Linked DNA regions of Homo sapiens: region 2 is linked to region 1. The links are chromatin loops, found by intact Hi-C in ENCODE. Cell type or tissue: IMR-90. All regions are shown on one strand. Links, peaks and the distances in the headings refer to the core of each region. The heading gives the core; the rest is flanking DNA.

Region 1 (5,966 bases), core at 470-5,469:
AAGTTTTATAATTTTCACTGGAACATATGTTCTCTGAACTCACCATCTACTGTCTGTTTTTCACTTTGGTATTCCAAAGATCTGAGAATGCTTTGTTTGGAAAATTTAAAATAACCATACAAAAAGCCCCAAAGTATAACACATACTTAAATGTAGCAATAGCTCTACATGCTTATGTGTATGCATGTACGTATTAGGCTGCTAAGTAATACAAGCAATTGAGAAAGAAAAGAAAGTCAACATGTTTTGATGATGTCTCAGAAGCATGTTAGAGGCTCTTTTTAAGTTACTTATTGTAGCCTCACAGTTTTAAAAGTTGGTCAGCATTATACTTATAGAAAAAAAACTAAAAAAACTAGGCTCACAGAAGCCAAATCACAGTTAAAGTTACTTAAGTTTATCTAGGCTTATACCTTAGCCCAAGTGTCTAAAAAATCCCTCTCGTTTCTACTGCACAAAATTTGTATACATATAAATTTCCTGCAAGTCAAATCAGGACAGTGTTATTAAGTATTGAATACTTTTGTGAATGTCTCAGTAGTCAATAGCTTGTGTCAGTGCAGCATGACAGACTGCCATCACCCACACCTGGCACCAACATGAAACCAGTGAGATAAACTATGTAGGATGTGAAACATAAGCACAATTCTATTTCTTCTGACAGTGTAAACTGCTCCATATTTGCCACAGAAAACTACTAAAAACAAAGCACAAATGTCATTTTGTGTAGAGATCTACAATTCTTTTACCAGCTGATACAATTCAAATAATAAGAACTCGGCCTATAACGTGTGTGTGTGTGTGTGTGTGTGTGTGTGTGTGTGTTGAGGGGATAGTTTTACATTATTGCGGTAAAAGGGGGAATATTGGCATGTGCACTCCCCTTTTTATATAGAAAAGGATTTCCTGAATGGCAGCTGCTTGATAAATACTTAGAAATGTGTTGATTCTCTCACCTGCAATTTTATTCTCCATTCAGAGTTGTTACTGTTTTCTTTTTTTCTTATTAAACTGGGAAAAACTGTAGAAATAAGGATTTTAGAAGTACAAAGGACCTGAGATACTAGTCACTTAGCTAATTATGAGAATTGACAAGCTGCAGCTCAGAGAGGGAAGGTTTCTCATTATAGATCCCAACTAATGTACCTGGGCCCTTGTGATTAGGTTTATGATAATAACTATGGTTATGCGTCAAGTGGAGAACGAAGTCTAGGTATTATAGAGGGGTTTAGTGTTCCTGGAAACATACTGCATTAACATTCTGCTGCAGTGCTTACAACTTTAGATTTTAAGCATGTGTATTTTTTACAGAAATGACCCTATTCTCTATGGAATTCATTTATAACACAAGGAACAATGGCAACACCAAGAAAATGTCTACTATTTGTTGAGCCTTTACTATGTAGTTTACGTGCATTATCTCATGGCCTCACTACAACAATATGAGCAAGTTGTCATTATTATTCTATTTTATAAATGAGAAAACTGAGGTATAGCAAAGTAACTAGCTCAGTGTTCCTTGGTTAATAGGTAGTAGATCCAGAATTGTTACCTAATTCTGATTCCAGTATCTGAACTATTAATAAAAAAATATTTGGACATATTTGGGAAATCTACAGCATGCTGAGTATCAGTTCCCATCATGAGTTTTCACTTAAATAATATTTACACATTATAATATTAACTACTATTACAGAAAATATGGACAAGGATAAAGAAGAATATAATATATAAAATATATTCCACACACCAAGAGATAACCACTGTTAAAAATTTTGAGTAATTTTTTTCAGTAACACATCTGTCAGCCCGGATATGAGCCTAGATTACATGTAAGTATATGGATATAATGTATATAGGTCTACATGTATATTTGAGTCACAGGTCGATTTTGCATCATTCTTTCTGTCTACTGCAGTTCCAGTTGTAGATAACTGGTCTTTTGATGTCCAGCAGATTTCTCTTTTTCTTTAGTGAAGACCATCACCTGCAGGGTAGCCTGCAGGGTAATTCTCAGCAGACAAGCACTTACTGTCTCCTCATTTACTAATGTTTAACACCCTTCTTAACTTTTACTTTTAATTTCAAACTCAATCCACATGCCGATAGGAGTGTCTTTGGACTTCACTAATTAAGATAGTCCCAAAGGCGAATATTGTAGTTAATAAGGGAGCTCAAATCATTGTTCACTGATGAAATAACTTACCACAAATCATGATAGTATTTTACAATTAAACAAATGAGACCAGAAAGTTGGGTGGAATTTTTAAATTAAGCTGAGACCATTTTCATTCACCGATAAAGTTCATTAGAAAAAAAATAATGCAAGAACTTAGTGATTTTACAAATTTTTGTGATTTAATACTTATTTTTGAGCTTGTTCCTACTGCATGACATGGAGTACAGTGTAACAGGATGCTCTTAGCCACAAGCAACACTAAATTCTGACTCACTTTGCTTGAAAAGAAAATCATTTTTACCATCATATAAAGGCAGCCGCAGGATTAATTAAGTCAGTAGCCTAACAATGTCATCAAGGACCCAGTTTCTTTCCATCTTTCTTTCTTGACACGTTTGGTGTATCAGTTTAACTCACCCAATGGCTCCAAGAGAACTAACAAAATTCCAGGCCTTGCAAGAATACTTTCATCAGAAAACCTTTTAGCCCCCATATATGATGGTCAGTTTTATGTGTCAATTTAACAGGGCTATAGTACTCAGTTTTATGGTCAAACACTAACCTAGGTGTTTCCCTGAAGGTATTTTGTACAAGTGACTAGCATCTACAATAAGTTATGTAATGGAGATTATCAGGAATAATCAGTGAGATTCATCCAATTACCTGAAAGGCCTTCAGAATGACCATGAATATTCCCTGAGGAAGGAAGAAATTCTACCTGCAAACTGCAGAATCAGCTCCTGACCGAGAGATTCCAGCCTGTATTTCCTGACAGCCTTCCCTATACATTTTTTACTTCCTTAGACAACCCTTACAATTACGTAACCCAATTCTTTACAATAAATCTCATTTGTATATTTTGCTCGTTTTGTTCTTTTCCTCTGATGGAACCCAGACTGACATGCCATACTTTTATCCGGAATAAAAGCTTTACAGAACAGCCATCCTCACAAGTCTTTCTGTCACATCATATTGAGCAGAATTGCATCACATATTTCTCCTCAAAGTAACTGTTATGAAGCATAAAGGAATTTCCGCTTATCAGAATTTACCCCCAGCCACATAGGAGTGGACACAAAAAGAAAATAAAGTGATAGTTTTGTTAGTAAAGAAGTGAACAGTCATCAGGAAAGAAACAAACAGTGAGGTTCAAAAAAAAAAAAAAAACTGTCAGCATCCTTTCTTACATTCAGAGGTGTACAATTTATATAACAGAAAGATGATTAATCCACGAATATTTCTGGGTTGCAATCAGCTTCTATCTCAAAATCCTCATAATTTCCCTATGTCCCACAACCACTCTGGCTGTTTCATTATAATTAAAATGAAGAAGCTGAATTAAGTCAACTGCAAGCTCCTTTTAGCTTAGTCTGAAATAAAGCTAAAATTCTGTTCTTTATAAACTTGATAAAAGTAAACACATTCTTCATGACCCAGCTTATATTCTTTCTTCTGAATTAAGTTCTCTGTTACAGCTCCATAGAGAGTAAACATCCCATCAGCATTTTATCAAGCCTATAACGTACGCATATTACTGCCATATATAATTTTTAATAATGTACATTATTTGTGTTATTCCACATGACAGTAAATTCATTTAAATAAGTAATAATATTTGAGCCATTTTAATATCTACAATTCCTACATTAGCATCTAACACACAGTGAGTAAGCATCTGATAAACAAGCATTAATCTTCATTACATTCCTGCAAATATATAGCAATTAAATTGCTGCATGGGCTGCTAATTAAAATAAATAAATAAATTATACCTTTCTGGGATAGGGCTTAAGCCAGTGCAAATGTGACAAATGTTTTAGAGGCTAACTTATCTGATCTGTATATTAGGAATGATGGTTACATGTCACTGAATGACACTCTCTAAAAACGGACCTAATGTTAAAGTGAGAGAACTGTGTACTTAGTACAATCCTTGCACATTGTGGAAAGCATGCTGTAGTCACTAATCATTGTTACTCAGAATCTATGTGACATTGACATGACTATAAAACTGCCTATAGACATTAAGTTGAGGGTCAAAACAAACTAAAAACAGGTATACATCAAAACACTACTGTTTTTCTAAACACCGTCTATCCTCAGTTCAGTATTCTTATTCCTGGTCCCATATATGAAAGGCATTGTAGATATGCGATGTAGAGACCCATCATAAGGGTCACAGCTGACACCCCTATACCAAAAGACAGGTTAACAAGAGAAAAGCATAACAAATTTATGTGATCCTGATTTTATGGTGACATGGGAACCTTCAGAATGAACACCCAAAGATACAGAGAAAACTAACAATTTTTTTATGATTAGTTTCAGTGAAGAATTCTGCAGTCATGTAGAACTGTGACTGCAAAAAGGGAATGCTTTAATGCTAATAGAATGAATGGGGAAACTCAGCATGGCCTACCTGTTCAGATTCTTCTTGGTCTCTCTGTGTGGCATTTGTCCCTCCTGGGTATGGGGCAGGACACTTCCTGGAATGTGGATCTTATGACCCACTATCAAACAAGGTAGATTAGTAAATTTCTTTGTGACCAGTTCTTCTTACACAAAAAGGTGGAGGAAAGGTAGAATAATATTTCTAGGTTTTATCATTGGCTTTGGAGAAAAGGAGCTCTGGTTTCTATAATCCACCTTGGAAAAGCAAGACTCTAGTTTTTATGGGTAGCCTTGGGAAAGAATGAGAGGTCAGAGAAAGGAGGGCAGAAGAAGTTTGCAGATAAACTTGGCTCCTGAGTTGAGTCTGATGCCTTCACTTTGGAGTATTGTTTCCTGTGCTCCAAGAACACTCCGAGAAGTTATCCAAGAGTTGGGAAAAATCAGTCATTAGAATCCAAACCTCCTGCTATGATCTATAACCCCAGATGTGTAATAATATTAACTATAACCTACATTCATTCTGGTTCCCTTTCTTTCTTATTTTCTCAGTTGAAGACACCTATTGTGTCTCAAATCTTTCAGCCTCACATATTTTGTATGTAGTAAAAACTATAAATGTGTCTTTAAGAGCCATTTATTATGCATGGAGCTTAATCACGACTAAAGGACAAGTATAAATTCAAGGCGGTCTGCATTTCATTCTTGCATACCTCTCTTTGTTGATAGTATCATTCTGTGGAAAATTAGCATTTAAATACAAAATCCCTCTAGCATTGCGAGGTAGATGTGACTCACAAGAGGTGAAATAAGCTACCAGGATTTTGTTGCTGTTGTTACCAAGCATCCCCTCATATAAAAACACACATTTGTACCTATTTTGGCCTATGTCTCTAAGCTGATAAAAATGACCTGTATGCAGAGTAAAAAGTAATCATTAAAGTAGAGACAGGAGAAGTGCTTGTCATTGTCCTTGAATAGTGAATGAATCTAGTGTTCAAGTGGCAAGGTTGCCTTTAGATTGAAGCATCAAAAGTTCATCTTTAGCAATGAATAGGCAGAGTATGTAGGTGTGGTAGGTAGGTGGTCCATATAGAAAGCTTTTCATAAGAGGTGGAAATTTATCTCAGATAATTCAGAAAAACTGAGAAGAATGAAGCATGTTTCCTACTTTACCACGCTTTTCATTTCTGTTCATGTTTTTCAGGAATCAGGTCAAGCATCACTTCCTGCTCTCTGCTCCCATAGTGCTAGGCACACACCTCCTTTATGCTAGACTCTGAGTTTCAAAGGCAAAGGTTCTATCCTGTTTGTTTTGTATTTCATGACTTTTAACAGTACTTAGAATATAGCTAGAAAAGTTCCTAGAATATTATTTTTGTATGAAAAAATGATCAAA
Region 2 (5,966 bases), core at 392-5,391, 250 kb after region 1:
AAGCTCCTACATACTCAAATTGCTAGATTTTTGACCTCAGCTAAATATTTTTTTTCCTTCTTTTCTCTATGGTAGTAGTCCCCTGAAGTACATAGAAAAAAACTGAAAAATAACACAAGGACTTTTCCAAATGGAAAGAGTATCTGCTTTGGCTATTTTTTGTAACGTGTACATTGTTCTAATGTTAACATGATGAAAATATATGCAGCTACATTATAGTATTGGTTATATGGTGTTATACTCACAATAAATCTTTGTTTTAGGTAATTAATAATAGTTTTCTGCAAAACCACTCTGAGGTGAATCAGTAATAAAAGTCTGAATCTATTTTTGATGTCTGAGAAGTAACAGTTTTAAGACCCATTCCTCACCTTTCTCTCTTTGCTCACATTTGGCAAGCCAATAAAAACGGCCAAGTGAAAGAATAATACCTAGTATTTGATATCCCAACAGGGTGACCATAGTCAAGATAATTTAGTTGTACATTTTAAAATAACTAAAAGAGCACAATTGGATGGTTTATAACACAAAGGATAAATGCTTAAGCAGATGGATGCCCCATTGTCCATGATGTGATTATTATGCAATGCATGCCTGTATAAAAATATCTCATGTACCTCAAAAATATGTACACCTACTATGTACCCACAAAAATTAAAAATTAATAAATTATTTTTTAGAAAAAAAATTTAAAAGCCAGGTACTTCCTTTCTTGACACAGGTGGAGAAGTTATCCATATTAAAATTTGTGCAAAAATAATTGGGAACATAAAAACACATACTAGGCTCAGAAGTAAATAATGCAACGTGTCTTGGAATTCTTCGAAAGTAAAATGGCTGACGGCACACTATATGAACAAGAAAATGAGAAAGATTGTTATTCTTGACAGATTAAGGCCTCTAACCCTTAGCAGGGCTATCTTTGGAATATGATTTCTTGAAATCTGTGCCGAAGGGGAAGATCTTGCAAATAAAGAATAAACTGGTTGGAGATCCAAGACTCTTTGCTTTAGGTCAGGACCTACTTCCTTTGACCAGCTCTTATGAAATCCATATTCCTTTAGTAAAGTACACTGGAAATCACAGTGCAGCACCATCACCTCTTTAATCTTTCGTGTTCTTAGAATAAAATATAAAGCCTCGGGCTGGGCGTGGTGGTGCATGCCTGTAATCCCGGAGCTTTGGGAGGCTGAGGTGGGTGGATCACCTGAAGTCAGGAGTTGGAGATCAGCCTGACTAACATGGTGAAACCCCATCTCTACTAAATACAAAAAATATATATAAAAAATAAAAAAATAGCCGAGCATGGTGGTACATGCCTGTAATCCCAGCTACTTGGGAGGCTGAGGCACAAGAATTGTTTGAACTTGGGAGGTGGAGGTTGCAGCAGTGAGCCAAGATCACACTACTACACTCCAGCCTGGGCAACAGAGTGAGACTATCTCAGAAAAAGAAAAAATTGTATAGTTTGAATGCTTTCATTTCTGTGTATCTTTATAAACATAATGTATTTATAAGTAAATATATGTTGTCTAATGTATTATATATATATACTCTTACAACTAATATTACTTTAGTAAAAATTATGCTTAAATATATCATGAAAAAGGGGGCCCTAAATTGCTAGAGTTTAGCACTTTATGAAAAGACAGTGAAAATGTATGAACTAGGTGAGAAGAAACAACCTATATTTTTGAAAGTGAAACTAGAGAGAGGCCTCTACATTTCAGCCACATTACTAAATGAACCAAGATGAAATTTCTATCCTCATTTCAAATTGCTACAGATGATAAAATTTATATTTTTAACCGCATAAGACTACTCACTGCTCAGGAACAAATCATGCACTCTCTAGCTTCTGAGCTTTGTTGAGGCTACTCCCTTGGTATGATATGTTCTTTTCACTACCCCACTCTCTTTTTTGGTGCTTCATGCATAATGGTAACCACTCTAGTTATAGAAAAGTTATATCCCCTCTGTGGATTTCCCAGATACCTCCTGCAAACATTAATACTTCTGTCCATTGTGCTTCACATAGCTTTTCTAATTAAACATCTATAATCTGATTACAGGTTTTAAGATTTTGGAGATGTGTGTGTATATGACTGTGTTTTACGGATGTTTCTTCCTTTACTTGTCTATGACATCCTTGATCAAGTTCAATCCCTATTCGTCTGTGTAGCTCTAGAATATGACAAAATGCAGAGAAAATAGGAACCATTTAATAAATTTTGATAAGAATGCACTCTATAAGATGTTCTAAATTTGATTAAATACATCTATTTTAGCTTGCGTTCAAGAGTAAGTTTAGAGCTATCATTTTCCCCAGCCATCTCACTACTGCTTATCTACACAAAGTAAAAGAAATCAATACATTAAAAAGATACCTGAACTCATATGTTTATCTCGGGTACCATTCACACTAGCAAAGATTTGGAATCAACCTAAACATCCATCAACAGGTGAATGAATAAAGAAAATGTGGTATATATACACAATAGAATACTGTTCAGTCAATAAAAGAATGAAATCATGTCTTTTGCAGGAACATGGATGGAACTGAAGGTCATCATCTTAAATGAAGCAAGCCAAGCACAGATAGACAAATATCTCGTGTTCTCACTCATAAATGGATGCTCAAATAACGTGTTCAGATGGATGTAGAGAGTAGAGTGACAGATAACGAAGACTTGGAAAAGTGAGGGTAGGGGCTTGGAGGAGGGGAGGATGACAAGAAAATGGTTAATCAGTGCAATGAATGTTATTTGGGAGATGGATGCCCTAAAAACCCTTACTTGACCACTATGCAATCATTGCATGTAAAACAATAGCACGTACACCCCATAAAAAGTAAAACAAAAATAGTAAGTTATCCAAAAATGCTTTTCAATTTTACATCCACACAGAACTGTAATATAGTGGATAGCCTAAAAAATGCAGTAAATTAAAGCTGAATAAAGAAAACAACCACTTTATAGGCCCTTGAAATTCTACAAATAAAGGACTGAAGTCTGGATACATAAGTGTATATCACTAAAATAATCTATTAACTGCTTTATACTATGCATCTTATGCTAATAGAAATTATAAATTAATTGGCAATAGTGTGATGATGGTTGCTGCTACCCAGTATGTACACTGTTTAATGGATATCTAAAAGTTTTAAGTAATAACCAACTCTCACATTTTTGGAGAGATAAAATGAGAGAAGTTCAAAATGAATTCTACTATAACCCAAATATTTAAATTAAATTTCCAATTTGAGTACAATGTGTTTTATATTTTTCTTACTGCCTAGTTAATTCACATAATCATTGAAAATAAGTCTTAGTAATAAAGGCCCGCTATTGTCCCATCATTGGGAAGTATTGGCTTTAATGTTGGCCACCCCATGATCAACCAGATTTTCTTTCTTTTACTTCCTGCTTCCAGAAACAATTTTTAAAATAGCAAAAATAATAGGATAATCTAACATGTGCTATTAATGATATGTTTTGTAGTGCTAGGCACATTATATACCATAACATATACAATCTGAAACTTGGAAAAATTTAAAATTTTCACCTGAAATCTTCCAGCCAGTAAATAGTAAGGAAGAACTTAAGCATATTTGTCTAATTTTATACCCCATTCTCTTATGTACTCTACCTCCGTGCCAAAAATAGGCCAATTAGTTCATTTTGAACACATCTGTTCTGTCATAGGTTTCTCCAGAAAGATGATGTTATTTATGCTAATAGCCACTAGCTACATGTGACTATTAAGCACTTGAAATGTGGCTAATCAGAATTGAGATGACATATAAATGTGAAATACACATTGGATTTCAAAGACTTATGAAAATATCTCATTACTATCTATATTACCATAATTTTATATTAATTATATGTCAAAATAGTTATATTGTGAATATTCAAGGCTATATTAAATATATAATTAAAACTAATAGGATTTTTTAAACTTTTTAAAATATGAGGCTATGAGCAAATGTAAATTTGCATGTCTGGCTTGCATTTAGGGCTTACATTTTAACTCACTGAATAGCAGCACTGTTCTAGAACTTTCTGTTCAATAAAATACTTTTGGGACACCAGTTAGACAATGTGACCTGTCCTGTAAGATGATATTTGTTAAAAATGAAAACTAGGATGACCATCTCTTCATCTGCCCAAGACTAAGGAGTTTCCTGAGATGCTGAACTTTCAGTGCTACAATGGGACAGTCTCTGGAAAATTAAGAGTTGTTTATCCTAAAAATAAAACGTATTTTTTATCCTGATAAGTGACGTTTGGTATCTTTATCTGGATGCTACACAGATATGTAAGAATTAACAATTCCACAAACTCCTTTATCATTCCCAACTCCAATTTCATGATTTCCAGCCTCAATTAATGGTGTCACTATCCACTATCTTACAAATTAAAAGTAAAGCTGCTGCTTCCCTTCTGCCTTCACAGTCTGGTTAATATTTACCGTGTGGCCAAATTTAACCTGGAAACATACAGGGAAGGTAATTGTGGGAAATGTAATTTGTACAGTACAAAATTCCCACACTTTGTGCACTCTAATATTTATTTTACTATTATGAATAATATTAAAAACAGGAAAAACAAGCAAGCACATAAAAAGCTATAGGGTTATTCTTGACCTGTCAACATTAATATCTTAGCAGTCATAAAACTTGCGAATGAAGACCCTCCCCTCTATTTTTACCACATACCTGATTTCAAGTACTCATCACTAATTAGCTATTTGTGGGAAAAGACAGATTGTTTAGTTTGTGGTATTTGTGAGGAAATCAGTGGGGATGTGTGGTTATGACAGAAGGTAGGAGGTAGGCAGAGGTGCGCATTCACAGAAGGGTTTTGTAACAATTACAGTGTTTGTACAGAGTAATGGTGATTAGTAAACAAGTAAAAACAGATGATAAAGAGAAAGTAGAATAACTATTAGTGTAAAGTCCTTAAATAGTCAAGAGGACCAGATTAATTATAGCAGAATTTATGGGCTCCTCTCATGGCTTATATGGTCATAAGCTTAAATTCAACTCAGTTGGTAGGACTGTGTATTTTTCTAAGTCCACGGGGAAAAAAAGAGAGAGTACCACTACCGAACTGAGATTGGAGGTTTGTTAGGTGAATTTTCAGACAGAGTGAGACAATGAAGTTAGGAAGATAGGTGAATATAATTCATTTTATTAAAGGATCATTGAATGTAAACCACAATAGAAATAAAATAAAATTATGAGGAAGATAATAGGCAGTAGAAAAATCAGTAACTATAAAGTGCCAATGAAGAAACTTTTTTAGAGTTGGGTTATTAAAGTGAGTGCAATGAACTGAATGTTTCTGTATCCCCAAAATTAATACGTGGAAGACTAGCCCCGCCCCCAATGTTATAATTAATGTTAGTAGATGGGGCCTTTGAGAGGTGAGGGTAGAGGCCTCATGAATGGAATTCATGCCTTTATAAAAGAAGCTCCAGTGAGCTTTCTTCCCATTCTGCTACGTGAGGTTACAATGAAAGGACATCTGCCTGTGAACTAGAAAACAGACCCTTACTGGGATTGTGCTACCGCTCCATGAAAAACCACACTTTTCCCATGGATCCTTGCAGCCAGTTGGTCAGGAAGTCCCCTCGTAAGCCCATGCCACCTGGGCCTTGGGTCTCGAGCACAGAGCTGGGAAGGTTCTTAGCGGCTGTGCAGGTGGGTGGCTGTTTGGGCAGGCTCTGAGACCCAGGAGTACTTGCATCCTCTGGCTCTGGGAACTTCTGTGAAGCAGGAGATTCGTCCACTCCCATGGGAAGGGGACTGAAGCCAGGGAGCCAAGTGGTCTCGCTCCCACAGAACTCCACAAGCTAAAACCGACTGGCTTGGAATCCCCACTGGCCAGTGCAGCAGGCTAGCGACTGCCTAAGAAGACAGAGTTCTCATGGGTGGTAGGGGCAGCCACCATCACTGCAGC

What was found. Peaks named below come from ENCODE experiments on the same cell type or tissue, not always from the same donor. Only the 100,000 strongest peaks of a DNase experiment are listed, where the experiment ranks them.
Region 2: a loop joins it to region 1, with 21 times the contacts of the local background. A loop is called at or near these places in 1 of 110 quality-filtered maps.

The regions. Positions count from the first base shown.
Region 1 is chr11:23,954,333-23,960,298 of GRCh38, forward strand. No RefSeq gene overlaps it. Among named protein-coding and RNA genes, the nearest start is that of LINC02726, 230 kb to the left of the region's middle. In IMR-90, for the core only: no CTCF peak of the experiment used is centred there; a DNase peak (open chromatin) is centred at 3,189; H3K27ac peaks cover 766 bases.
Region 2 is chr11:24,206,782-24,212,747 of GRCh38, forward strand. No RefSeq gene overlaps it. Among named protein-coding and RNA genes, the nearest start is that of LINC02686, 58 kb to the right of the region's middle. In IMR-90, for the core only: no CTCF peak of the experiment used is centred there; no DNase peak of the experiment used is centred there.